2 separate regions of the Mus musculus genome follow, and region 2 is linked to region 1. Evidence: chromatin contacts called from ENCODE POLR2A ChIA-PET data. All regions are on one chromosome and are shown on one strand. Each heading gives the region's core, a stretch centred on a gene start or an enhancer-like site at or near the end of the contact. The rest is flanking DNA. Distances are from core to core; before and after follow the strand shown.

Region 1 (7,817 bases), core at 2,902-5,401:
TGTTTCTTTGAAACTGGAAAGCACTTTAAGCCTGGAATGGATAGGAGACATGCTCATGGGAACGTTTCTCTTAGCTTCCGGCGCCCTTGGAGGTTTCTGTGGAAGATAATACCTGTATGAAGAGTATTTGGCTTTGACTCATCAGAAGTATCATATCGAATGACAGGTCCAAGCAGTGGCCCTCTGGGAGCTTTGGGATTCACTGGGGAAACTGCTACAAGGTTAAAATGGCCACTTCTCCTTAAAGGACTTCAGCTCAGGGAGCAGACTGAGAAATCACAAACTTGCTACATTGTAGACCTAACTGGAAACAAAATGGCGGTTAATGAAAAGCCTCTTTTATTTTTGTCTTCTTCTGTTTATCCCAGCTAAGGTGAGCACCCACTAATGCCTGAAGTGGGGGCGTTTGCCTCCTTTGTTTCATAGGAGGTGGAGTCAGGAGAGGCAGGTGCATCTGGAAAGGGCAAGTGTGAAGTCAGAGGCGTGTGTGTGTGTGTGTGTGTGTGTGTGTGTGTGTGTGTGTGTGTGTGTCTCTGTGTGTGTGTGTGTGTGTGTGTGTGTGTGGTTGGTTTTTTGAGACCAGGGTTCTCTGTGTAGACCTGGCTGTCTTGGACCTCTGTAGATCAGGCTGGCCCTGAGCTCAGATTCACCTGCCTCTGCTCCTGGGCGCTGGGACTATGGATTGTGTTACCACCACCTAGCAAAGCCAGAGGTTTTTGTTTTTGCTTTTACATAATCCAGATCTCAATGTATAGCTGAAGTACTTGTAAGGACCCCAAATTAACATTATTCAAATTATTGTTTCAGTCCCCTTAGGTGACTTTGCTAGGTAACAACAGGACTAGTTTTTGCGGTGGTGGCAAAGCAAGGCTTTATTGAGCTTCACCTCCTTAGTGGACATTTAGGCGCCGAGAATAGTCAGGAGGCAAGATGTGCTTCAGGGCCTGTGGTTTGGATGTTCTGCTCTGACCTCTGGGGGTTAGCACTGAGGCAGGGCTCGCCCTTCTTCAGTTATTACTAACAGCTTTAGGGGCGGGCAACCAGAAGCCAAAAGCTCCTGTGTAGGTGTCCCAGCTGGCAAAGGCAGCAGTTGGTGAGTTGGGGCCGTAGGGGTAAGGATGTGAACTATGGAAGTGGTGGGAATCGGTGTGGTTCCAGCGTTTGGTTTCGTTATTTATTTGCTTTGACTGGAGGAGGATGGTACTGATGGCACGTCACGCTTATGGGTCAGTGGTGCCACCACAGGTAACTACAGTACACATCGTTTTCACAGGTCAGATGGCAGGCAGTGGGCAGTGACGCACCTGTTCATAAGTGAGGCCGGCATACACATCTGGGTGAACCCGATGTCCTGAAAAACAAGGACTGAGTTACAGGAACTCATATTTGGGGGAGGGGTCTGGCACATGTCACTCTGTGTCTCTTAATGGAGACCTCTTGGAGTAGTGAGAGAATGACAAGGACTCTGTAATCCCATGGTCCTGTGCTCTTCTGAGAAGTGGCATCGCTGTACCTCGTATAGACACCTAAGAAACGGCCCCTGGAAGAGACTATAGAGGGACAGCTGGAGAGTGAGAGGCAGTGGGGAATTCCAAATGATGCCAGGGCAGAAGGGACAGTGACATGGGCGAACCTGCTTTGCCACCTGGGTCCTACCTTGTTTATTTTCAGTGTGAACCTAAGGTCACTTTAGTGAGAGTAGCTTGTCTGTCAGACTCCCAGGGTGGGGCTTTGCTGTATCTCCTGCTCAGCTGGGGACCATAACTTGCACTGCTGTTACTTAGCACGCTGGTGGCCATTGCTGGTGGCTGCAGTCTCTTTTCTCCCAGCTTCTCTCCTTTCTGTAAAGTAGGTAGGGCTACTCCTAGCCTTCTGACATCCAACACCTTTCATTTCTTCCCCTTTCCAGCTGCCTCCACCCTCCTCCTGGGCCCTGGAAGCTGAGTGGCCCTGTGGTAATCCTGGGCACATAGTTCTACCCTTTCTTTGTCCAGTTCTGCCTGACAAATTCACAGGCACTTGCTCTTGGCTCTTAGGCATGACTAACCCCTCAAGAGTCCACTTTCTCAGGATCCCAGGGCTATTGTAGAAAAACTCCCTCATTCTCCTGACTTTCTATTCTCTAGTTTTGGCCTGTGCCCTTCACTTCCCCAGGGTCAGCAAATCACCTTGACTTACGTCTTGTTTACAACTCGGCCTAGGCGTGGGTGGCCCTCTAGCTGCCTACCCTATTTGTTTCGGCCCTGTCCCCTTCCTGTCCCCTTGCTGTCCCATGCTGGCCACTGCTGTTCTTTGCCCTCGATGGCTTTCTCCTTGCAGAGGTCAGTGGTTGTTGCTGCTTTGCTTTATAGCACAATGGTAAGTCACAGGACCAGCCTCCCATGTAATGTTAAAAAGAAAAATGTCTAGAATATATTGAGATTGATTTAGACATGAAAAGAATCTTTCCTGACTTAGGAGCTCTTACAGAATGTTTAATCAAGCCAGGTGTGGTGACACACACCTTTGATCCCAGTGCTGGGGAGGCAGAGGCAGGTGGGTTTCTGTGAGTTCCAGGCCAGCCTGGTCTACAGAGTGAGTTCCGGGACAGCCAGGGCTACACAGAGAAACCCTGTCTTGAAAAAAATGGGGTGGTATTGGTGGGGGAGAACATTTAACCATCGTGCCCTTCGTTTATTTAACGCTGCAGAATTTATGAGCTAATTCGGAAATGGCGGCGTTCCTTCCCCCCCCCCCCCCCCCCCCCCGTGTCCTTTAAGCTTTGCCGTTTGCCTTTTGAAGAAGATTCCTTACATTAAAAAACTTACTGTTATCTGAGGTGTTCACGTGCCATGGTACACACACGTGCAGGTCAGAGGGCAACTTTATGGAGTCAGTTTCCCCTTTCTCCCTTTATGTGTGTCCCAGGGATCCAGTCACATCAGTAGGCTTGTACAGCGAGTGCTTTCCCTGCAGAGCAACCTCACCCACCCACCCCCCAAGATTCCTTGTTGTTTGTTTGGTGTGAGACAAAGTCTCACTGTGTAGCCCTGGCTGGCCTAGAACTTGTTCCAGGCCGGCCTGGAACGTACAGGGATCCATGAATGCTGGAATTAAAGGCCTCTGGCACCAGGCTGCCCAAGAAGGTGCTTATCGTCCGTCTTGACATTGTCATCTTGAGCACTCCTCTTCCCACCTCTACTCCTGCTTCCTCATCTTCATCTCCATCCCTTCTGCCATCCTTCTGCATGGCTGTTCACCGAGCTCCTGCAGTTGGGCCATGTAGCAACTATTGAAGCTCAAGGCAGTCCTTACTAGAAAAACTAACAGCTATGGCCTGTAACTTGTGTTGAAGGCTTGTTCTCTAGTGCCACACATGGCGCTGATAAATAATTAACCGAGTTGTCTGTGCATCCACTTGAATTATGCCATTGTCTGCACCGATGTCACCACTAGCAAATGCTGATCCTCCAGGGCAGTGCTTCTAAACCAAGGGTGCTTTGGGCTTAGAGGTTATGCCCAGGTAGGTCTGGAATGGATCCTGTGAGGCTACCTGTTGAACCAGCCTTTGAGGAGAATGGTGTGGGTACCCCCACCTGCCAGGAGGAGACGGAAGGAGGTCAGGTATAGCTCTTGACTAGCAGGCCCCTGACACAAAGTGAGGATGCCAGATGTCACAACAGAAAACACAGGATAGCTGGTTACCTAGAAGTCTGTTGCACAAGAGTGTGTATTCCTACTTAGAGTTGTCTCATGTTTATTTGGAACTGGAATGTAATTGGGTCTCTTTACCTGTCAGTTCTGGGATGGAATGCCATTGTAATCGCCTTTCCAACGCACTGCCCTGGATCTGGTGCTATTGTGTAGTGTAGACCAGGAACCCATGTAGAAAACACTACGAGGGCAGGGGCTTCTGGACGGGAGAGACACAGCAGAGACGGCAAACCCACATCATGTGTCTTGAATGTCACTCTGACAGAGCTGACATGCTCAGACATCTGTACTGGCAACTGCATATATATCTTGACATCCCCCACACCTCCTTAGAAGCTGAAAGAATCTATCCTAGGTTACACGAGCCAAAGGATTGTCTCTGTGGGGCAGTGTTGAGGTTAGAGAGACTGAGATTTTAACTAACTCATTGACATGGAACATGGGGCAGGTGTCGGCTCCACACTTCCGTGCTATTACTGACGGGAAACCACCTGTACAGCGGCTGCTAGCAACGCAGCTTTAAATGTGATTGCATCGGAGGGCACTAGAGAGCCACAGGCCTTGGAGGACTGCACAGCTGGGTTGGGATTCTGGTTCTACTGCTTTCTCTGGCCCCCTCGGACAGAACACTGTGCCTTTCACTGCAAGTGACATTCTCGTTCATAAAACAGGTTAATGCTACTGTGACGTGTTGCCAAGGAAACTGGATGACATTCGATATTACATCACTATCGATACAGTTCGATACCTAATCTAAATGCCATCGGATTGAATTCACCAGGGGAGTGGGGATTTAATCCATCCCGTGAGCCAAGTGGGAATGAGTGGCGAGGGAAGCGTGTTTGTGCGGGGAACGCCTGCGTTTGGCGCCTCCCGGTCGCCTTCCTACTAATAATGACCGCCTTTCTGACTCTTCCCTGGCGTAGGATTGACACAGATTCCCCAGATCCAGAAGACTGAGATCTCCTTCCGTCCTAATGACCCCAAGAGCTACGAGGCCTACGTGCTAAACATCATCAGGTTCCTGGAAAAGTACAAGGATTCAGCCCAGAAGGACGACATGATTTTCGAGGACTGTGGCAGTAAGTGACTGGCTCAGGGATGGATGGGTGCACGTGGTCCCACTATTGAGAAGGACGGGTTGTCGTTTGGCTCCGTTGCTTTAGTAGTTTAAAGGCAATGTCACGGAATTCTCGTTAGAATTTACACAAGGTTTTCACCTTACTTCACGACGATGAGAAAGGGACGCATGATAAGCAAGGAGAAATCATGAAGGAGAAATGAGTTAATGAAATAGCCATTATGACAAGAATAGCCATACATAATATCTTAGTCAGGGTTTCTATTCCTGCACAAAACATCATGACCGAGAAGCAAGTTGGGGAGGAAAGGGTTTATTCAGCTTACGTTTCCACATTGCTGTTCATCACCAAAGGAAGTCAGGACTGGAACTCAAGCAGGTCAGGGAGCAGGAGCTGATGCAGAAGCCATGGGGGGATGTTCTTACTGGCTTGCTTCCCCTGGCTTGCTCATCCTTCTCTCTTATAGAACCCAAGCCTACCAGCCCAGGGATGGCACCACGCACAAGGGGCCCTCCCCCCTTGATCACTAATTGAGAAAATGCCTTACAGTTGGATCTCATGGAGGCATTTTCCCAACTGAAGCTCCTTTCTCTGTGATAACTCCAGCCTGTGTCAAGTTGACACAAAACTAGCCAGTACACATAATATATATCAAATATACAACAGAGAATATGCATTGCTTTTCTACAGCCTGACTTAAAATTCTATGTTCATTTCACTTTTCTCTGGCTTTTTACGTGAAGTGTGAAGAACATTTCCCAGTTGAATCAGTGCTTGTCATGAGAGGAGAATGTACAGCTTCCAAAGACAAAACTGATGACTTCCGTCTTCTCTTTGACCATTTCCCCTCCGACTGGAGGCGTAGCTCCAGAAAATTCTGACCCAAACCTTCCAGCTCGAAAGTATTGACAACCTTTTAAATTCATGTCCTTGTTGTAATGTCCCTGTTTCTGAGCATCGCTGTGTGGGTCTGTGAAAGTGCTGCTGCTGCTGGTGCTGAAGTTATGGTCTGCTTTCCTTCAGCCCTAAGTAGCTAGGCGATCCATTAGAGCAGTGGCTCTAAACCTGAGGGTCTGGGCCCCTTGGGGTGGAACGTCTCTTTCCCCAGGAGTGGCCTAAGACCATTGGGAAACAGATATTTACATTATGATCCATAACAGCAAAATTACAGTTATAAAGTAGCAGTGAAAATAATGCTATGGTTGGGGGTCACCACAACATGAGGAACTATGTGATAGGGTCACAGCACATTAGGAAAGCTAAGAATCACTGCCTTAGAAGAAGAGAAAGACCAGCCAAGCCTCAGTCGCTGCTGTTCATGAAGCACAGCTGGTGAGCAGGTTGGCTTTGGGGTCACGCACCAGTGACTGCCTCTGCTAATACGTCTTTATCTTTTGAAGAGAGCAGACAGCTTGTGGGAAGTCCTTGTCTAGCGCAGGCCTCACGTAGCCCTGTCTCCAGTGGGAAATGATAAGGAACAAGAAGTTCTTTTCTTTCTTCACGGTGCAGAGCCGAACGGTTGGTGCACGCTATGAATGTGTTTGTGCTTTCAGATGTTCCCAGTGAACCCAAGGAACGGGGCGACATCAATCACGAACGAGGAGAGAGGAAGGTGTGCAGGTTCAAGCTTGACTGGCTGGGGAACTGCTCCGGTCTCAATGATGACTCTTACGGCTACAGAGAGGGGAAGCCCTGCATCATTATCAAGCTCAACCGAGTGTTGGGCTTCAAACCGAAGGCAAGCGCTATTTTACAGTCTCACATTTGGGGGCCTAGCTGATGTTTCAGAATATGCTCCCTGGGACTTGTGAAGTGCAGTCCGTTAGGACTGTAACACCAGGCTTAGCCTCAGACACTTTGAGCCAAGGCTAGCCTTATTATGCTCCCCATCCTCCTGACCCCGTCTCCCCAGTGATGTGACTGTGGTGTGCTCACTGCTTCGTGTCCAGATAAGAGAGTTCTTTGCCCACGTGAGGGTTTCCTGGTTGTGTGCTGCTTTTGGCTTGGGTCCTTAAAGGAGCAGCAAGGATATTTCAGAAATGCTGTCTGTTGATCAGAAAGAAGTTTTTTCCCCGAGTGATGATTTCATTACTAAACCTAGAACCTACCACGGTCTCTGCCCTTTGATAACCACACAGTTTCTAACAAGTGACCATTACTTGATCAGCAGGTTGTCACTGTTAACCATTTTGTAAGAAATTCTTTACAGAAAAGAACTGGTGTTGTCTCATCTTTTCTGAACGGTTATTTCTCAGACCATGAATGAAGCAATGCCATCCTTCCATAGGCGTGGCTTTGGTCTCCAGGGTCCCCTAAGGCTGACATGAACACTGCTCAGTTTCTCTTGCATGTCAGTTTGTTTCCGTGATATTTGCTACCCCAAAGGAAATCAAATCAAAACGTGGATTTTCTTTTTCTTTTTGTGAGCTACGGAATCTATGTAGGCAGCCCTGGCTGTCCTGGAACTCTTCAGACTAGGGTGGCCTTGAACTCACAGAGATCCACCTGCTTGAGTGCTGGGATTAAAGATGTGTGCCACCAACACCAGCAGGAATATTACCTTAAAGATGCATCAAAGCTCCTTTATGCAACCAGAGACAGGAACAAGTTGTCAGTGGCTGGCTGGCTGGCTGCTTGTCTTGAAGGATCTCTTGCGAATGTTAGTGTACCTTTCAACAGATATTTAATCTTCCCACAGAGACAAGCATGCAATGGGAAGTACTGTGGTTAGGACTACTACCCCACGCTTGTACTTGACTCACATGGCTAGGGTAATCTAGCAAAAGGAGGAACTGCTGTGGTTTATGAAGGAAGCCCGAAGCCAGTTTCTGCTCTCCCGGTCATTTGCTTTTAATACCGCTCATCACTTTCAGTGGCACCTGTGTCACAGAGCCACAGCCTGGCCCACTGTGTGAGTTCTGTCTTCTACATCTGAATGTCCTGTTCTGTGACGGACATTGACTCCTTCAATATTTTGGTCCCCAGTTAATACATTGCTGCTTCTTATTTGTCCCTCCTACCCAAATCCCCTGCTAGCTTGTC
Region 2 (7,817 bases), core at 2,651-5,150, 190 kb before region 1:
AAGAGCACAAACTTAAACACTTTAGCTTCTTGTCCAAGAACAGAGAGAGGCTGGAAGGAGCGAGCGGGCTTCCCACTCCTCATCTTACTCCTCCCTCCCACCTTAAGTGGGGTCAGTTGCCAATGCCCTTTGGGTCCCACAAGATTCTGAAACAGAAAGACAGGAAAAGTCTGACATGGTTTAGGCAAACAAAATCTAGTTGGGTAAATTTTCTGTTTGGTTGAACATAGGCTATAGCTTGAGGTGGTCATTTTAGAAATGTTCTTTAAAAAAAAATCTTAAAAAAAAAACCTTCAAAAAATTTTCCACCATTTACACAAATAGCTTATTTCAATTTGATTATGGTCTTCCTCCACCAAAAGGCAAAAAAGCAGTTATTCAGAAAGAAAATTATGAGGATCGTAGGGCCTGAGGACCTGCACGATTAGGAACAGTCCATCTCCAAATTCTGTCACAGCAAAGCAGTATCTCCCAACTGCCAAACTCAAACCCTGTGCAGGAGAGGCCCAGAGCCAGGCTGGAGGCACTGGCTGGAAATATCAACAACTTGAGAAGAGAAGGCTGCTTGCATTCATGAGACTATGTTTTGAAAGCTATCTGAAGCCTTTAGCTGGAGTGTACATGAGCTCAGGGAACTAGAAATTGAGCTCTCTTGTCAAAGAAAGGACATCTCAAGTTTCAAACCTGAGCCAGAATCACAAAGCCTGTGAGCTCTGGGTTTTTCTCTTCTCTTTCCTTTCCTTTTCCCTTCCCTCCCTCCTTACTTCCTTCTTTCCCTTCTTCTTTTTACATTTGGAGTGCTAGGAGTCGATCCCAGGCCTCATGTCTGCTCAGTATACACTCTATCACTGAGCCACACCCCATCTGAGCCTCCAAGTTTATGCTCATGAAATCCCGGTCCTGAGATGGCTGTGCTGTGAGAGTGAAATCATGAAAACACAAGAAATGGGCTAAGCACGTGGACCACTGGGCTCCACCGTTATATTTTAGTGCAGAGTTGGAACAATGGGGGGGGGGGTTCAGTAACAGAGATGAAATCCAAGCAACTAGATCACTGAGTTACATTAGAGATACACAGAACATATCACCGTCCCAGTTAGGTGAAACGTCATGTCTTGTCATTAAAAGGATCACAATGCACTTTTTGGACTTTAGAAAGAGAAATTTAAATTATTTACAATGATTATAAAGTCCAAATAAGTGTTTTTTTAAAATTCAAACTATGGGAACTGCAGGAAAACCCTGAAAGAATAGTAAAATTATTTAATTGAGTCACCACTGAAAATCAAAACATTTTATATGTACTAACAATTTCAAAATAAATTAAAGGTTTAAATGCCAGGAAGGTATATTTTATTGCAATTCCAAGATGTATTTTGCTATATGCTTGGAAAAGCCTAGAGCTTATACAACTCACATTACATGTTGCTGCTGGAGTATTGTTCTTTTAAGTAAAGCTATGATAAAACTTTCCACACAAATTACTATTGGTAATCCCTTATTTTACCTTTTGTGTGAATATAGACTTTTTAGAACTCATCTGATAACTCATTGACACCCTCCCACCTCTCACCAATGGTCACTCAGTAGCCCTCGAGATAGGTAGGGTTAACAGCCTGAACCAGGGTCCAGGTAGAATCTTTGTGAAAAGCTTCACTCCCAGAGTTGTCAGCCCCAGATCTGAGACTCAGGTTTTTCAGGCACTAGCTGGGCTAGCATGGACTAATGTGTCAGTCTTTATAAGATTCTGACTCTTATTCAAATGGGTATAATATGGGAATAATAGTTAGACCTAATGGTACATAGTTTAGATGAGCTGAGAATCTGGAATTACTGAGAAACTTCAAAACCTTCAGGATAATAAGAGATACATGTTAATTAAAGATATATGTCAATTGATTGTTTTATGTGTCTTTTCCATGTATTTGGTATCTGTGTGTGTGTTTGTGTGTGTGTGTGTCAGTGCACATGCAAAGGTCAGAGGACAACTTAAAGGACTTAGTTCTCTCCTTCAGGGCATCAATCTTGAATAATGCAGAAAGCAAGAGATCTGATTGGTTGGCTTCCTTTCAGGCCAATTAAATGCTACTATTATCATCTTAGAATGATAGAACTTAATCTCAAGCTACTACTGGCCACTAAAATGCTCACAAAATATTGATTTCTCAACTGTGATCTTCCATATGAAGAAGTCAGGCTTGACCAAGACCTCTGTGACACCATTGGAATGCAGAAGATGTTATCAAGAAATACTGGCAGGAACACCCCACAAAATATGAAGACAGCAGAGATTCAATGGAGTTGAAATAATGTGTAGTTGAGGACTGTGCTAGCACCGGAAGTTCTCTCTGGTTTTGCCTTCTTTACACCCTATTAGACTCTACAGGATGCTGGATGTGGAAGAAAAGATGGCAGAGGAACACTCCCATTCCCTCGATGGTTAGTTTGTTGGTTGTAGAAATAAGATTGCCTTGGCCTCTGAGCATGCCCTAGTTGCTTTCCTGTTGCTGTGATATAAACACAGGTTTGTGGTGAGGGGATTATCTGATTTAGCGGTTATAGTCCATCAGTGAAAAACCAAGACAGGAACTCAAGGCAGGAACTGAAATAGAGACCAGAGAGGATGGTGCTTACCGGCTTGGAAACTTCCTTTCTTATGCAACCCAGATATACCCACCCATGAGTAATATCACCCACATCGATTATTAGCCAATGAAATAGCTCCCACAAACATGTCCACAGACCAGTCTGATGGAGGCAATAGCTCAACTGATACCTCTAGTACCAATCTCTAGTGCATGGCAAATTGACAAAACTAACCAACACGGGCCTCTTGGATTATTTGTGTTTCTCTTCTGAACTTTGGAATCTCCTATCATCTGGTTCTAAATCAGAAACCTCCAGTAAAGACAAGGAGAGGAGAGAGAAGGCTGGGGCCTCGAAGGATAGAAGAGGGATGTGTAGGGAGGCTCCCTCTAGAAGGGTGCTCAGTGCATGGCAGGAGAGTGACTAGCCAGACCTCTGCTTATCTTTTTATGAATACAGCAGGATTTCATTCTTTACCTCTGTGTAAACAATATTCTAAGAACTAAAATAGCAAACATAAGTAAAACTTGGTGAGGTACCCTCTTGAGATAAACATGAGGCATAGGGAAACCACTAACACATGTATGCAAACACACTTTGTACTGCAGGATGTCCTGTAACAAATGTTAAAACTGAGCCATGAATACTGTCTAAATGGATTCCAGAGAACAGCATGCCAAAAGGGAAACAGAGGCTGTACGTATACAATAATATTTTTGTCTGAAGGAGGAAGCCAGAACTCACAAAACCAGTGGAGGGGAGAGCTAGGAAGAGGGCCAGGGCTGGGATGAGATGAGAAGCATCTGCTGAGGGCAGAGATGTGAGGAAGGGTGGCATTGCTGAGGAATAAAGGGGAAAGCGATCCTGTGAGAAGAGGGAATGCTGAGCAATGCTGCCGGCCAAATCACCAATTGAGAACATCCTTCCAAGGCTCTGGTTTTAGGGCAGACTTCTTCCAAGAACATTTGACCGGAAAACCTTTTGTTCGCCTATAACTCTTAGTAACAGTGGCATATGGATGAATAGGAAAGGAGAGAACACCCAACAATATGACTTTAATCAACTAAAATTGATCCTCTATTGTAAGCAAAGAGGTAATACACACAGCATTTCTTCTCTTAGTGGATCCTGGGCGTGAGTGTTAGAGTCTTCAGTGAATACAAGGCCTTCGGATTTTCTGAAACTGCACAGCAAATGTTTAAGAAAGACAGATAAAAAGTAAGGCTATTTGTCCCTTTCCATCCCCCAGCCCTGAGCTCAACCTTGCGGCTGAAAGCACCACTCACTTCTCGCCCACACAGATCACCGAATCCATGGTGTTGCCAGGGCTGTGATGTAATCTTGTTTTCCTTTTGCAGCATGCAGGGCAGCATAATCAACGATGAGTAACTTCATACTGAAGACTCATGTTTCAGATCTGCCTCTGAAGCACCCAGAATGAAAGCAGTTCACAGTCCCAAGCAGGGTCTCCAGTTACTGGGAATGAGAAAAACTCAAGAAAGAGAAAGGAGATATTGGAGGGTGGAGAGGTGAACAACCGGAAACCATTGGATTCCACAGTTCCTCCTCCTCCTCCTCCTCCTCCTCCTCCTCCTCCTCCTCCTCCTCCTCCTCCTCCTCCTCCTTCTCCTCCTCCTCCTCCTCTGGATCCCCCTGTTCCTACTTCTTCAGAATCACAATCTCCTATCTCATCAATTTGTCAAAGAAGTAGCTACAACAAAGGCACCAAATTTTCATGCAATTAGTTGGGATTTTTTTTATAGCTGTCTATTATGAAATATTTCCCAGTGACCAAAAAAAAAAGTCTAAAAAAATTATCTTCTCTTCCTGTAGCATAACAACATATAGATGGGAGAATATGACAATTCAATGTCTAACCCAAAACTAAGCACAATGCTGAGGCTCTATACCTCAGTGCTTCACAGGTATAGTCATGTACACATTTCCATGGCCCCACTGTTCGCTGGATATCAACCACATTAGGATGAAACTACTGAGCTAGAACAAAGCAAAACCTTCCCCAAGACTCCAAACAAGTAGATGACGGAGCCAAGTTTTAAATCCTGACACTCTCCCATGAGAAGCTTACCTCTCTAACACCATGTTATAAAGCTGCTCAGAAGAAAACCATCCCTGAGTCTCTACATATAAGACAGACTACATTTTACCAAAACTTTTTGAGGATAAATTATTCAAATGGATTATTGTATCTTCAAGAATAATTGACTGAAACCCACCCTAGTGTGGATGAAATGCCCAACACAGATGTAACATGTTTCTATGTGAATGGCTTGAATACTATGCATCAATGCCCCATCCCTGAATATCACAACTACTGGGTTATGGGTCTTGAACAACAGAAAAGGTCTTGTTACCCATGTTTGTTTCTGAATCAGCAAACTCCTCACCCAGCTCTGCATATTCCAGTCACCCTGTGGATCCGTGTACTTGGTGTAGTATGTCACAGCAACTGAGGATTTATCTGTTTCCATTTTTTCCTGCAAGATGGTAAATATCAACCAGTGCATAATGCCCATGGAATTATGTGACACTTCATGAAGGAAGATTCTAGAACAAATTCTATTACACAGCTCTGTTTCCAGAGGCCTCAACATGTCACATTGCCTTGCAAAGCTGGCAATGCAGAAACAAAGGCTTCCAGTGTCGTTCCCATTTCTAAGAAGACTGAATTAATGTTGCCAGGGAAACGAAATCTCAGCTTCCTATTAAATTTACTTTCGGCTTACCTGTTGTGCTTCTCAAAGCTAGGCTGAAACATAATAAAGAAGGGGATCTGGAGTTCTTTTATTAAAAGCTCTCAGAGCACATATTTCCCAGGTAAAGATAATCCAAAGAGAATAGATTTTGGTTAACTCTCATCTTAAAAGTGATCCGGCTTCACCCAGACTTAGTGTGTAGTGTGGAGATGGAGGGATTGCCATTGAACGATGCTCTATGGTGTACTTCTCAATGTAACAGTAGAAGTGCTGGACTCTGAAAGTTCTCGTCTCTATTTCCAGTGGCCACAGTTGAACTCAGGATTCTGTTAGTACTTGTAAGCCACATCCATGAGCCAGCGACAGAGGGAAGAAGGACAAAGACACGGAGGGAGTCAGAGTAGTATGGGGTGAGCAGAGACCATGGGGCAAAGGAAGAAAGTGAAGGCTGGAAACAGCCTGGCAGTGGTTAAAGATGAAGCACCAGAGGGACTGATACTGTAAAATGTAGAAGGCACATCATGTGGGGATGATCTGGAGAAAGGCCGTGGGTACCACTCGAATGAGGATGCATCTGTGCAAGTGTGGGCTTTCTCCTCTCTTAGCCAGAGCGTTATGTTATCGTCAGTCAGAACTGCGAGGCTTGCTCAGCATGATTATGTTAATATCTGCTCACTCCCAAATGGTTTGCCAAATCTTCATCTTAAGCCATCACCAGTCCCTAAGGACCAGGAAGGGGTCCATGCTGTCCAAATCTCAACCAAAGCATTACTTCCCAGGTACATCTACCCCCAACTCTTAAGACTAGATTTAATCCATGTTAAAACTCTCAAGTTTTGTTTGTATTTTCTTCAAATTGCTTACCATTAGAACCTCCATATTTTTATTATTCTGTCTGTCTTTCCTTTTTTAGGTTGCAAGAGTCTTAACATATAAAAAAGCATGTTTGTTTCTGCTCGACACTATGCTTGAAGTTTCTTCACGGAGCCTGGCATAGAGTCCATGCTCAGCTAATTCAAGGATATATACCCAAAAGTAATAAAAATCATCCCAAAAGAGAAAAAACCATCAAGCCAGACTGGCCACTGAGAACCCACAGAAATAGAAGTCTACCTCTGGCTAAGTGTCTCTCCTAGCAGGTACCCATTTCCTCTCAGTGTTGCTCAAGGAGTGAACAAATAAAATATGCATTCCTGATGACTTTGTATAGCCTTAGCTTCCACATACAATGTCGTCTCCATGCTTCACTTTTCTCTTATAACCACAGTAAGCTTTCAAAATGATATTCTGAGTAACTTCTTGGTGGGGGTTGGTGTGTTGACTTCAGCCAAGGATCACTTGTCTTTCCTGAGACCGGAAAGATTTGGACCTCGTGAGTCAACAGCCTGTTGGATCGACACAGAAACCTCAACAATGCTTGGCATCCTCCCTGAAGGTTACAACTTCTGGCCTTGCCAACTTGGGGAACTGGAGTGCTGTTTCCTGGTCCCCACGAAGTTTCTGAAAATGACCTCCTGCTGAAAGCAAGCATCCAGAGTCACGCGGAGAAGTGAGGTGCGTCAGTACTTCTCCAACTCCATGCACATGGGAATTCAATCCAGCTGCGGCAAGAAGCAGCCAACCATGCATTTAGAACATCTAAATAACTAGGCTGGATCTCAGTATTAACCCAAAAATGGTTGTTCTTTTCCTTGGTCCCATTTGTGGTATTAAAGCAATGAGGGAAATGAATCAAGAAAAAAAGGGGGGGCAGACAGAATGCCCTAGAGTACATCTGTAAGACCACATTGATGACTTGGCTTTTCATCAACATCCAAAAGGATATCAGGAAGCACGAGGGAGCAGGAAGCCACCAGTGATATCAGAAGGATGGGTTTCCTGAGGCAGAAGCACAAGGAATGTTGGGAGTGAGAGGTACCTTCCTTGATCTCTGGCTTCCCCAGAGCTAAATGACCTTGAAGAAATCATTTTACCACTCTAGGACTCTGCTGCCTTAGAACTGACAGCAATAACATACCGGCCTTCCAGAATTATTTAAAGTGAGAACTACATCCTGCTTCTGCCCAGGGGGAGTTCATTCATTCATTCATTCATTCATTCCAGACATTTTTCTACAAATTGTCCTCCTTCCCTCTCCACTTTTCTTTATCTCTGTTACAAAAAAAAAAAAAAAAAAAAAAGAACCAATTATATATCACTTATTTGTGCCACTGGTTCTCATAGACTTTGTTTAACAAGTCATGTCTTTATTTTGGCTTTAATGAATCTGTGACTGTGATGGTTTGAATTAGAGTAATTGCTCTTTGCAATCTGTGAAAATAAAGAGAGAGCAAGAGAGAGAGATAGAGAGGGGGAGAGAGAGAGTCGACAGAGACAGAGGAGTCAGAGAGACAGAGACAGAGTCAGAAACAGAGAGAGGTTAAATGAGAACAAACAAATACCAGAAGCAGATATAAAAAAAAACATATTTGATTATATGCATTTGTCAGAGGTCCTGCTCTGATAGAGGCAGAT

Evidence for each region. ChIA-PET counts read pairs that join two places held with the same protein, here RNA polymerase II (POLR2A).
Region 2: POLR2A ChIA-PET joins it to region 1 with 16 read pairs in Patski. The contact joins two enhancer-like sites. POLR2A ChIA-PET finds 5 or more read pairs at or near these places in 2 of 5 experiments (Patski and embryonic stem cell).

Annotation. Positions count from the first base shown.
Region 1 is chr1:164,440,153-164,447,969 of GRCm38, reverse strand. It overlaps Atp1b1 (ATPase, Na+/K+ transporting, beta 1 polypeptide), which reads left to right. Exons shown (of 6, transcript NM_009721.6): 3 at 4,620-4,775; 4 at 6,329-6,513. Among named protein-coding and RNA genes, the nearest start is that of Atp1b1, 14 kb to the left of the region's middle. Within about 2 kb of position 4,151, at least 1 of the 3 ENCODE cell types and tissues checked has a DNase peak (open chromatin) inside an H3K27ac peak, as active enhancers do.
Region 2 is chr1:164,628,002-164,635,818 of GRCm38, reverse strand. No RefSeq gene overlaps it. Among named protein-coding and RNA genes, the nearest start is that of Gm26685, 130 kb to the right of the region's middle. Within about 2 kb of position 3,900, at least 1 of the 3 ENCODE cell types and tissues checked has a DNase peak (open chromatin) inside an H3K27ac peak, as active enhancers do.